2 separate regions of the Mus musculus genome follow, and region 2 is linked to region 1. The links are chromatin contacts, found by Hi-C or POLR2A ChIA-PET in ENCODE. All regions are on one chromosome and are shown on one strand. Each heading gives the region's core, a stretch centred on a gene start or an enhancer-like site at or near the end of the contact. The rest is flanking DNA. Distances are from core to core; before and after follow the strand shown.

Region 1 (6,658 bases), core at 2,527-5,026:
CTGTGCATTCAAATCTCCCCAGCAAAAGTCTGAACTCCACTAGGAAACTCACTAAGTTGTCTCCTTCCTTTTTCCTGACCTGAAAACCTTACTCCCAGCACTGGGCAGCAGAGGAAGTTTTAGGTGTTCACCTCAATTCTTAACCACAGAGTGCAAGGCAAGCCTGGCTTCCTCTGCTGGATAGTTTTCTGTCAACCTGACACAGCCTAAAATCATCTGAGGGAAGGGAACTTCAACTCAGAAAATACCTGTATAAGATTCAGCTGTAGGCAGGCATGTAAGGTATTTTTAACTTAGTGATTAATGGGGAGGGCCCAGTCCATTGGAAGTGGAGCCATCCCTGGATTCTATAAGAAGTCAGACTGAGCAGATGCTCTGGAGCAAGCCAATCCAAAGCACCCTCTATGGACTCTGCATCAGCTCCTGCTTCCAGGTTTCTGCCCTGCTTGAGTTCCTGTCCTATCTTCAATGACAATCAGTGTTGCTGAAGTGTCAGCCAAATAAACCCTTTCTTCCCCAGCTTGCTCTTTGGTCATGGTGTTTTATCACAGCAGCCGAAAAACTAAGACACCTACATGACACATTGCTCTATAAATAAATAAATGAATAACTACTTGAAGAAAGTTGGATTAAATTATTACTAATTGAGAAATATTGGAGAATAGAAGCAAGTAGAGATTAGAGTAGTGATGTATGTAAAACAACTGAAAACTTAAAAGTAATACTATGGTGGTTTAAATGAGAATGGCACCCATATGTCCGTATGTTTGTTCATCAGGGAAAGGCACTGCTTGGGTAAATTTAGAAGGTGTGGCTTTGTTGGAGGAAGTGTGGTCTTAAAGGAAGTGGGTCATTGAGGGGTATGATTTGAGTTTCAAGGGCTTAAGCCAGGCCCATTGGCTTTCTGTCTTCATGCTGCTGTCAGTGCTTCTATTGCTGAGAAGAGACACCATGACCAAGGCAACTCTCATAAAAGAAAACATTTCATTGGGGCTGGCTACAGTTTCAGAGGTTTAGTCCATAATCACTATGGCAGGAAGCACAGCATCGTCCAGGCACACAAATTGCTGGAGAAGCTAAGAGTTCTTGGTCTTGATCCACAGGGAGCAGAAGAGGAAGCCTGTGTCACACTGGCCAGCCTAGTGCATATAGGAGACCTCGAAGCCCACCTCCACAGTGACAGACTTTTTCAACAAGGCCACGCCTACTCCAACAAGACTACACCTCCTGATAGTCAAGCATTCAAACGCACGAGTCTCTAGAGGCAATGCCTACACCACTCTATGCCAGATGCTGATACTTAGCTTTTAAAAGAGATAAAATAACTACAGATCACGTTAAAACAGATCAAGTTCATTCCTGGTAAAGTGAATGCCATTAATAAGAGAGTTTACGACCTTCCCTGTGTAAAATGTTATTTGCTGAGTGCTATATGCTGCTACACAAGCCACAGACAAATGCCCTGTGACTCAAACCTCTCACCACACTGAAGAGAGCCAACTAGCTTTGCACTTACCCATCTGAGAGAGTTGGAAAAGTGGAAATTTCATTGGACCAAGGTAACCTCCCCAAATTAAACATCCACCAATTTGTTTGCCTTCATTCCTATCATATGAATTAATGCATAAAAGTCACCTGAAACATCAGAACATTCTTTATAATGGAGACCAGCTTAAAACCCAGCTACTATCTGTTTCTGTTTCCTCCTGCAGTTTACACAGTAAACTATTCCTTCTATTCTGGTTTCAAGAAAGAGAAACACAAATCTTTGTCTTGTTACTGATCTGGCCAGCCCACTACATGGTTCAAATGGGTGTTTTCAGAACTGTGTGGTGTTAGAAACCTTTAATCCAAGAAATGAGGAGGTTGACTCAGAAAGGCAGCAAGGCCTTAGAAGACAACCTGAGTCAACACAAGAGAGCTTGTTGTAAAGGATGTTTACAAAAAGCCTGAAGGTGAAGCTGTTCTGGAATTAATGGGCCTTCCCAATGAGAAATCACACCACACACATCGAGATTAGTGAATAAAAAATCTCTTTATAATGCCAAGTCTCAAGCTCCAGTGAACAGATTTTGCAAACTTCTATAACTACACACTGCAGACTTATACATCCCACATATGCTGTCAACCTCTAGTCGTTCAAATAAGAATGGTGCCCACTAGCCAGGCGTGGTGGCCCATGTCTTTAATCCCAGCACTCGGGAGGCAGAGGCAGTCGAATTTCTGAATTCGAGGCCAGCCTAGTCTACAGAGTTCCAGGACAGCCAGGCTACACAGAGAAACCCTGTCTCAAAAAAACAAAAAAACAAAAAACAAAAGAAAGAAAAGAATGGTGCCCACAGGCTCATGGGTTTCAATGCTTGGTCATTAGAACGAGGTGTTACTTGACAAGGCGAGGACTTTTTTTGCTTTGGAGTTTGCGTGGCCTTCTTGGAAGAAGTGTGTGTCACTGGGGCTGGGCTTTGGAGTTTCAAATGCTTGGGCTAGGCTCACAGTCTCTCCTCCTTCCTGCTGATCTGGATTTAGAACTCTCAGCTACTTCTCCAGCACCATGTCTGACAATGTCCCACCATACTCCCCACCATGACCAAACCTCTAAAACTATAAGCAAGCCCTAATTAAATGGTTTCCGTCAATAAGAGATGCTGTGGTCATGGCATCCCTTCACAGAAACAGAACTTTGACTAAGGCACTGCTCCGATCTAATGGCTTCCTAGGACTGCTTTCTTATGCATCCCAAGACCACCTGCCCACGGCAGCACCAAACACAGTGGGATGGGAACTATTGCATCAATCATTAATCAGAAGAATACCTATCCATTGCTTGTTCCAAGCTCACCAAATTTGACCAGTATACCTACTGAGTCTTCTCCTAACACCCAAAGACAGATTCTAAAGCAAACCTAAATTCTCTTAACCCTCAGATTTCATCTTGTGCATAGGCATACACACATGTAAATTTCTGAAAATCTGTCAAGTTTAAGACTGGCGAGATGGCTCAGCACTTAAAACCACTTATAAAAAAGCCGATGACAAAAGGTCATCATGAATGAAAACATGAGCACACAAGACTGAATAAACAGCACAGTGACACCGTCTGACTTCTAAATTACCCTACACCTGCAATAAAGACTGTGCTGTTTGAGACAAACAGAACATGAGAGAACAAGCACACTTAGGGCAAAAACACAATTAATATTCGGTCGATTTTGACAACTTATGCAGGGAAACACAGTGAGTCTGGCCTTACTAACACACGTGATTGGTCCACCGTGGCATCTACATGCGAATGTGTTAATGACACAGACTTTACACTGCGCAGAGTTAACTGAGATGGATGCTACACCCGAATGTCAAGTGCCAGGTTCAGAACTTCTGGAAGACTAGGGAAACTAGAGGTCTGCCAGCCAGCCACTGCCTCCCTTGACAATGACAGCGCGCATGCGCGAGCTCTGCAGCCAGCCCAGAATGGTTTATAAGCCCAGCTCCCGCTTCCCATGCGGTGCGCAGGCGCAGCCAGGAGACCTAAGTCAATGAGAGGTCCCGCTTCCACCTGCGGGACCACAACTCGGGAACAAACGGAATGACACCGACGCCGCGTCTCGCCGCCAGTTCCCGCACCCCGAGTCAACCCCACACGGGCTCCCGCGGATCTGCTCCTCCCCGCGTGGGGACGGCGGCCCCGCTCACCATGGCGCGGATTCGGACCTCGCCCCACTCTCCTCACAGCTGCGGGAAGCAGGGTCACTGCGCCCAACATGGATGGAGGAGTCTTCCTCTGCCACACACCGGAAGTGCCCGCCTCCATTCCGATTGGTGTTCCGCCTCGAGGCCCTGATTAGCTGGTGAGGCCTGAGTGACAGGAGCAGATCCCTTAGCGACTGAGGCTGTGAAGGGACGCAGCACAGTCATTCTCAGCCCTATCCTCCACCCCAGGCACAGAACAGATTGGCCTTACACCTGGACTGCAAAGTCGTCCCTGCACCTAGTGGGAACTTCTCCTTCATATAGGTCTCTAGCATATGCAGATCATTAAACAAGGTGTAGTGGATTGATCCCCCTGCCTCACAACTGAAAGAAAGCCCATTTCCATTCAGGTCAGATTTAAACTACCGGATGGATATTTACCAGGTATCAGCAATTTCAACAAGGCACACCATGGATTGCAAACACCTCTCTCAACTGCACGTCGTTGAACAAACATAACAGTGCCCCAGCCTTCTGCGGTGGCACTGCCTTATCATGCAACCTTGTGATGTAGAGGCAGGGCATCAGTAGTTTAAAACAGCCTGGTCTATGGCACAATACACCACCAATTCTGGTCCAGGGAGGTATCAGTATAAGATGATGATGGCTCATGCCAAACAAGTTTATTAAGAAGTGCATGTATGATACACTGTTTGCAGAGGGAGAATCAGTCAGCAGAAACCAATTCAGCAATGCTGACAAGAAAAATACAGGATGCCTCAGATTGAGCACAGGTGGCCTTGGAGCTTATAACCACGGCCCCTCAGGCCAAAGAGCCAGGTTCCCTTGACTCCTTCAAGACCTCCTGAAGCACCAAAACAGACCTTGCCAAGTTGACCTTTGGCAAGAACATAAAACTAGCACCTCTAAGAAAGTCTTGGATGGCAGGAGACGGGTGTTAAATCATTCTTAAAGTTGTTTTCTATGTGGGCATATTAGAAGTAAGTTCAGGGTGGCCAAGGAAGAGACCAGCATTGCCATTTTAGTGTCTGGAAAAAGAAAACGTTACTCTTCATCTAGAAGCTATGTTCCTGCCCTAAGCAGAGGCTTTGTTGGTTTTTATTCTAAAGAGGTGGTGGCTGTATCATTTCCCCTTTGGCTTGAGTCTCACCTCAGTCTTATTCATTTGGATAGTCTAGAAAGAATTGCTGCAACGGATATGGAGAAGTAAGAGAAAAGACGTGCTGCTCCAGAGACAAGTGGATCTTTGAGGAAACTAAGGTTTTACCGGGATAGGGAAATTAAAAATATTTGAATTTCTTAATCCAAAAACAAGATTAATAGTACTTGATGGAAAATACTCATATTTGATTTGTTAAACATATATCCTTTTGTCTCTTCTATAAATGCTGTTCCTTTTAAACTCATTTAAGATGTCATCACTATGTTCTGTGTTGAATCAAGAAAGTACAATGAGGAGGGGTACCTGTTTAGTGTTAGTTGATTCAATAATCCTTAGCCAGACTTCAAGTACAAAACAAATAATTATTGCATTTATTTCATTATTATGGTTTAGGGTGAGACCTTTGCATCATAGGTATGGGTCCTTGGCCAATTCTCATTGGAATGTTAGGCCAGAGATTCTGTTCTCTTGGTCATGGGGATTTCCATTTAAATATGTTATCACTTTTAACTTCCCTCCTTCCCACAGCTCCTAGAATCACTTAGCTGAAAGATCAGAGTTCTCAAAACACTTTTGAGATCGTTGGACTCTAGAAAGGATAAAACGTTCCAGGCAGTCAGCTTTCTCTCTCATTTCTTTAATTTTGGAAGCTGCTTGCTTACACTTTGTACATACTCAGGTAATTATTCCTTCTTGGATGTCTATTGGGGTTGAAGACTAGACAAAGTCTCCCATATACGTTTAAAGTGTTTAGGATTTAGGAAAATGTATTAAGCTCTATACAATTATGGTAAAGAATGATTTAAACACAGAATTTAAACTCACCAAAATAGAATAGATTATAGAATACTTTATCCAAAGATTCCAAACAGAAAGAGCCTTTTATTAGCTAGAAGGGGAAAATGAAGACATAATGTTTTGTGCCCTGTGGGAAGATTATCTCTGTATTATTCAAATGCTGATATCTCTGGCCCCATATCTGGTTTCAAGCCTTATTCAAAGTATCTCCAGCCTCATTGTTGCATAAGTACTGCTCACTATTTATTCCCTGACTTCTGAATAAAATCTTACCAGTCAATTACTGAACAGGGGAGAGAATCTCTGCAGCATTAGACTCCTTTCCCACTGAGGGAAGACAAGGCAGCCCAGATAGGAGAATGAATTCTACAAATAGGCAACAGCTTCAGGGACAGAACCTGCTCCAGTTGTTAGGGTGCCACAGGAAGACTGACCTGATGTGTGGGTTTATTTCTGGTCTCTGGTTCAATTCCATTGACCAACCTGTCTGTTTCTATACCAATATCATAAAGTTTTTAACACTATAGCTCTGTAGTATGCTTATAACCAGGGATGGTGACTCCTCCAGAAGTCATTTTATTGTTTAAGATTGTTTTAGCTATCCAGGTTTTTTTTTTTCCATATGAAGTTGAGAATTTCTCTCTCAAGGTCTGTAAAGAATTGTGTTGGAATTTTGATGCATTGAATGTTAGATTGCTTTTGGTAAGATGGCCATTTTCACTATGTTAAAGCTACCAATCCATGAGCATGGGTAATCTTTCCATGTTCTGACATCTACCTTAATCTCCTTCAGGAACTTGAAGTTTTGTCATACAGGTCTTTTGTTTGCTTTGTTAGCGTTACACCAACATATTTTATGTCATTTGTGGCTATTGTGAAGGATGTTGTCTTCATTTTTTTTTCTCAGTCCATTTATCATTTGTAAAAAGGAGGGCTACTGATTTCAGTACGTTAATTTTGTTTCCAGCTACATTGCTGAAGGTGTTTATC
Region 2 (6,658 bases), core at 3,032-5,531, 110 kb before region 1:
ACAATTGTAGCTGAATATATGTGTTGTGATGCTATGATGGGTGACCAGAATGATTATGGGAAAAAAATTAGTCTTCTCCCTCTCTTTCCTCTGCCTCTATCTCTTTCTGGAATGTATGTTGATACTTGTGTCTAATGTCTTCCAGGTTGACCTATAAATTGTTATATATTCCAGGATGAGATTATTTTACAACCCCCCCCATCTTCCATCTGTCAATTACTGATATTATAGCCATGCATCATCACACCTGTTATATGTAGTTCTAGGAACTGATCCCAGTGTTTCCAGCATGCTAGACAAGCACTCTACCAAATGAGCTACATTCTCAACCCCTGAAACACAGTTTGTCTGCATATGCTTAAAACAGTAAATATGATTTCTCTCATACCATCTGTTCTCTTGGCACAAGCTGGTTGTCTATAATTTAATGAATCTCTGGAAATACTAACTGGAACAAGTTATATTCCACAAAGGTAAGAGTTCAGACCCAGAAGAGCCCTCATCTGGGATGTCCATTGTATATCCAGACCTCCTTAGCTGACCAACTACCTATAAGTCAACTGTGGCTTTTGGTGACCCTTTAGGGCAGGTCACAGAATTTATGTTAGCAGCAATGCAGACTTCATTAGCTAGGAAATAATTTTCCTTACACTTTCAGGACTTGGTGGCTTCATTTTTTTCATACACAGATCTTTTGTTCTCTTAACATAAAAGTCTACATTTTGTGAAAAAGGGATTAAAGCTGAGTTTGAAGCTCATTAGGTCCAGAGCTTCCTTAGAATTGTATCAAGCTCTTAAAGTAGCATACACTGAGTAAACAGCTGTAATCCTAGCACTAGAGAAGCTAAGCCAAGGGGACAGCAAATTATCTGCTAGCATGCAGTACAGCAAGAGAACTTGTCCTCATGAGAAACAAAATGCAACACAACACAACACACTACCAACCACCTAACCAAAACCATTTATTTGTTTGTGGACATCTTTGACTACATAGAGAGTTTGAAGTCAGCTTGAAATTCATGCATGACACCTTATTTCATAATAAATAAATAAATCAGTATGTTGAAATACTAGCTTGTACCAATGACACTGAAATGCTAGGCTCAATGTCCTTCTGAGTTCTCAAATATTATTATTCAGCTTCAAAACTAATATTGAAATGCTTTGTCATATAATATTTTGTAATATTTCATTGATTTGAATTACCAAAATTCCAAGTATATCTAAACAGTATTTCACTAGATAAAGAGATGCAGTTATACTACCTATAGCAATGTAAACAGATACAAGTAGATAGTAGTTTTTAGTAGGAGTGTTCTAATCTTCAATATCACATAAGGAACAGATCAACTGAGTTTATTTGGATGGTATCCATATTTCAGAATTGGGTGCCTTGAACTGAGATAAATGGTCACCAAACTGAATTGTAAGACAAGGATTGAGGAGAATTAGAACACATCTTTGATTTCAGCACTGAGGAAGAAAACTGAGGCGGGATCCTTGCCAACTTTGAAGGGATGGGTAGCTTTCCTTACATGAATGTAGATATATTTTAATGTTTAAATTATATTTATTTGTTTGCTAGCTTGTATGGGGAGGGTCATGTCCATGTCATGCTCCCCACGTGGGACCAGATAACAACTTGTAGGAGTTGGCTATCTCTTTCCATGATGTGTATATTAGGGTTCAAACAAAGTCAGAATCCCCAGCCATCAGGAATGTGAGGATTAAGATTCAGTCTGAGGACACCAAGCTCATCATCCTTTAACTACACATTTTCAGTTTTCTGATTCTATTGGGTTCCGCAGGCCCTTAGCGCCCTAATTATCCTAGTCATTCACCCCTATACATCCATGCTAAGTTCACTTCTGGTAGATTTTTCCCATGTCAATAACTAAGATCTGTCTTAATCATTTTACCTAGAATCTGACCTCACTTTTGATACTCTCCAATCAATTCTATAGGGCTATAGTTTTCCAAACACAAATCTAACCCTAGCATCATACAGACTTTAAGTTTAAATAGCTTCTCATGATAGGGTGCTTGCCTGCATGCCTTCCATCTGTCAAGATAGTGAGTACAGACATCTTGACACCACCATCACAGTTCAGGTTTCACTTATGGCCACTTTTGGTTAAGGACACCAGAGTGTCCAGTTCATGATGTAAATTATCTACTTTTCTTAGAATCTCAATTTTTATTTATATTTATAGGTATTTTTACTACATGTATGTGGTGGACCACATGCATGCAACGCCCTGAAGAAGCTACAAGAGAGTCTCTGGTCCTCTGAGATGGCAATTACAGATTGCATTGAGCTACAATGTGGTTTCAAGCCATTGATATTTGATCCCCTGAAAGAACAGCCAGTGTTCTAAACCCAATGATCTTATCTCTCCTGCCCTTTATTTAGTTATCTAATATTGTATTTTTATTCCCAGGAGCCACTTTGTAGTCAAAGTTAGGAGAAAAGGTTTCATTGTAGGCTGGTTTGAAGTCTTACTTCTACCTGGACTGGACAGCAGTCAAAAGCACTAGTTGTTTTTTTCCCAAAGGATTAAGATTCAATTCCCAGAACATACATGGTGGCTATCAAATGCTTATACTTCCAGGGAATCCAACAAGCCTCTTCTAATCTCGAAGGACACTTCACAGATGTTGAGGACAGGTATAAACGTAGGAAAGCAGCCATATATGTACAATGATGTCTTAAAAAACACTTCCTTCTACCGCTTTCTGTTCCGAGATGTCAAAGGAACAGATCTAGATGCACAGCAGTGATGGAGAGAGGAGCAATGTAAACTTCACCTGCTAGGCAAGATATGTCCCTGAGTGGCTTACCTGAATAACCCTCAGGAAGTGGTGGCCTGCACTGAATTTTAAAAGTCCAGAATACGGAGGTTGTAAGACAGCATGATAATGATGCTTGGTGGTGAAATCCACCACCAAGAGTAAGGTCTGTCAGATGGAAGGCATGCAGGCAAGGGCCTTGTGGCCTGTACCATGCACACACACACACACACACACACACACACACACACACACCAGAGTAGGGGGTTTTTCATGTGTGGTTGTCATTTACCCAGAACCTGTGTGGTCATCCCAGTAGCATAAGCAAGTGTCATAGGTACAGAACAGCAATGTTGTGGACACATACATGACATCTAGCACCTTAGTCCCAATGGGAGTCACTGCCCAGATGTGTGATGACCAGCCTTCTAGGTCCCAGATCCTTATAGGTAAGAAGAGCACACAGTAAATAATTCCAGTCTCCAGTCTGGATTCTGTGTAAGCACAGCCTGAGCAGGCCTGAGGCAAAGTCTGTACAGAAAGACAGACCTTGACACATCCTGCAAAGGGTGTTACTGGACAGGTCCTCTTTTCATGATTCTTACTCCTTTCATCACAAATGTCTTTGCTTTCTGTCTTCCTTGATTTTCTTTTCTTTGCCAACTCAGAGTAGAGTTAGTTGCTTAATGTAAAAGAAATGCCTTGGAGATAATGTACAAATAATCTGCCTGAGCAGTACATCTTAACAAACTCGGTTAACATGAGCCATTGTGTTATGCAAGACATGCTAATCTCAAACTGTCTATATCTATCATCTGACCCTGGTCACCTCCTGTTTGGGAAGCCTAATTGTTTGCATTTGGTGCCATAAATCAAGTTTCTTGCATTTTATTTGTTTGCTTGTTTTGGTTTTTCCTGACTGTTCTGAAACTCACTCTGTAGACCAGACGTAAATGTTTTTATATCCAGCTTTCACCTCCCAAATGCTGACATGATAGGCCAGTGTCACCACAAAAGGCTGGGAAAGTTAATCTTTTGGCTACTAATGTGCAGTGGAGAGAAATGTGAGCAACATTACTGTAATTGCTAATGCCTGAATGGTGCGTATCAATTAGGTAGTTTAAGTTCGACTTGGACGGGCTGGGCGCCCATATAGCTGTGAAGCAGTGGGTTCACCCCCTGTACATTGTTTAATGGTCATTGCAAGCTAGAGACCCTCTCCTGTGCCTACTCGAAGGAAGAGTGTCTACTGAGTGTAGGAAAAATGTGGGGACAACTTTGCAGTTCAGGCTCAAGTTCTACTGCAGTGCCAAACTCCTCAGGTCTGGGGCAGTTCTGTGCCTGAGGTGGAAGCCAGGGCTGGAAACATCAGTGCAATCTGTCACTGTGGGAGCTGTTCCTGTCACTCAAGCCTCACTAGCCAATCAGGGACTCCAGATGGACCGAGCAGTTAGAATGGGGAGAGCACTTCCGGTCCGCCATACTGCAGTCTTGGCTGAGGCTCTGTGGAAGTCGGCTGTGATTCCGTGTGCTTTGATGTGATCTGTTGCCGGGAGCTGGGAGGAGAGTTGTGCGAGTTTGCAGCCTGCGCCATGGTGAGCTGGATCGCTGTCCAAATGCGGGGCGGATCCGCGGGGCCCCTGTGGTGTTTGTCCAGGGGCTGCGGGGAATCAGCGTCAGGTGTTTCTCTGTTTGTTCACTTGAGTTCCCTGCACCTCCCTGAATGACCTCCTTGAGTTCCACCCCCTGCTCCGACTATGGGGAGCTCGGAGCCCTTGTGGGAAAACATCCCTGATGCTGACGTCACCATGCAGTGAGCGCCTCACTTGCTTTTACCGTCTCCAGGAAAGGCAGATTTTCTGACAGGCAGAGCTCTAGTTTCTCTGTGCCCTCTAAAGTTCTGCACCAGGCACGTGACATTCGGGTGTAGCATCCATCGCAGTTAACTGTGCGCAGTGTAAGGTCTGTGTCATTAACACATTCGCATGTGGATGCCACGGTGGTCCAGTCACGTGTGTTAGTAAGGCCAGACTCACTGTGTTCCCCTGCCTAAGTTGTCAAAATTGACACAATTTTAATGGTGTGGGTTTTTTCCTTCTCATATTTTGTCGATCTTTCTATTCTTCCCCAGGAAGTTGTTTTTTATTAGATTGTTTGCTTGGTTTGGTTGGTTGCTTGTGTATGGGGGTTTTGTTTGTGTTTTGTTTTGTTTTGTTTTGAAGCAGGATTTCTCTGTGTAGACTAGGCTGGCCTGGAACTCACAGAAGTACAAATGTGCCTCTCCTTCCCAAGGGCTGGGATTAAAGGTGTGGGCCACCACTGCTTAGCTACAATATAGCCCTTATTGCAGTTGTATTTGACAATTGAAGTCAGAGAATGTCACTGTGTGTACTGTATATATTCAATCTTTTGTTAACCAATTTTCATTCATGAGTACTGAATACTGTTTCTCATCTGCTTTCTGTTGTTGATAGCTTAAATTGTTAGACTTTTCATTGGGTCTATGGATCCATAGCTTAAAATCCATATGATAGTGATATAAGAGCCAAGATGGCAGGAAACCACATAATTACTTTCTAGTCAAGGTTTAGCTCAGCTCCCTGCTAAGGCAAGTCCATCCCAGTATACCCCTGAGCCTTTTTCATGAGGAGCTTTTAAGCACAAAAAACCATGTTGACAACATGAGTAAGGTAGTACATGTAGAGACTATCCCATAACTTTGGACTTTGATGGACTAGGCCTTTGTGTTTTTTTGTTGGCAGATGGTACTGTCTCTGTGTTGAAGTTACAGCTTGAATGGTACTGTCATCATAGAGTCAGGGCCCTTGTTACATTCCCCACTGGTCTTAGTGAATGTGTCAAATCATGATTTCATCCTATTTTAGTTTAAGATGTAGGACCCCACTGTTAATCCAATCAGAATGAAAATTAAAGGCTCAGTCAGTGCCAAAAGCAGAGTAGTTAGCCAGAGGACCAAGAAAATGGAGACAAGTATCAATTTTATCCCTAACCATGGCAGTAATTCTTAAATTAGTTCTGGTTAAATAGCATAGAAACAATAGGGGTTTTTCCCCAAAGCCAGACATAATTTCTTTTCTGTCAGAAGAAGTAAGTTGAAGCCTTTTCAATTTTGTAGGATCATTTCTGTAAGGGACTCTAACTGTTGTTTTAATAGAAACATTTTAATAGCATTAGCTCTTGATCAACCTGTGTACTTAGTTTGTAAAGGATCAAAAGAGATATATTTAGTCAAGCCATTAGTATATGCCCACAAAGTAGTTTAGAAGGCTCAGCAATACTGTTGGATATCCAGATGAATTAACTTACAAAGCAGAACACTAATAATATGGGTTGTTACTGTGAGTTTTGTTAGTCAGTGGGCTGAAAGCCTAGTATGCTCCTATACATATGTAGTACAGAGAGGCCATGTGTCTAAGGAAAAGCAGCAATCTTGGCTGAATTCTGCCTGGGAATGTTTAACTCCATCCCCAGAGTCCCTCCCTGTGGAATAGAGCCTGATTCTCTGGGTTTTTCCTGTTTGCCCAAGGCCAGAATCCTTTTAAGGGAATTTTTCTGGAATCCACAGTCTTAGAAACACTATTTCTGTAATGGAAACTTTCTTCTTTCTGGCAACCAGGGGCCTCAGCTGCAGGGCATGTGTAGAACTGTAAAGTCTGTATTTCTATCTGTATAGGTAAACCCCATCTTTCCTTTCTGTAATACAACCTGACATTTAAACTGGACATCAGTGAGCAAAGGTCAACATGAATATGGGTTCCTGGTTTGTAGTTACATTAGCTAATATCTCCCCTGTATATGTTTTTCTTAGTTTCCAGACCCAGGCCTGAGTCCAGTGGGGGTTGTACCA

The links. Hi-C counts contacts between places; a loop is a spot of excess contacts on that map. ChIA-PET counts read pairs that join two places held with the same protein, here RNA polymerase II (POLR2A).
Region 2: a loop to region 1 is called in a map of adrenal gland, with 2.2 times the contacts of the local background. The contact joins the promoter of Zfp938 here to the promoter of AU041133 in region 1. A Hi-C loop is called at or near these places in 1 of 37 maps with a recorded cell type or tissue (adrenal gland). POLR2A ChIA-PET finds 5 or more read pairs at or near these places in 2 of 5 experiments (Patski and embryonic stem cell).

The regions. Positions count from the first base shown.
Region 1 is chr10:82,125,131-82,131,788 of GRCm38, reverse strand. It overlaps AU041133 (expressed sequence AU041133), which reads right to left and starts at 3,776. Exons shown (of 4, transcript NM_001163064.1): 1 at 3,691-3,776. The coding sequence starts at 3,693.
Region 2 is chr10:82,238,898-82,245,555 of GRCm38, reverse strand. Zfp938 (zinc finger protein 938) reads left to right here and starts at 4,281. Exons shown (of 4, transcript NM_001105557.2): 1 at 4,281-4,385. The coding sequence starts at 4,383.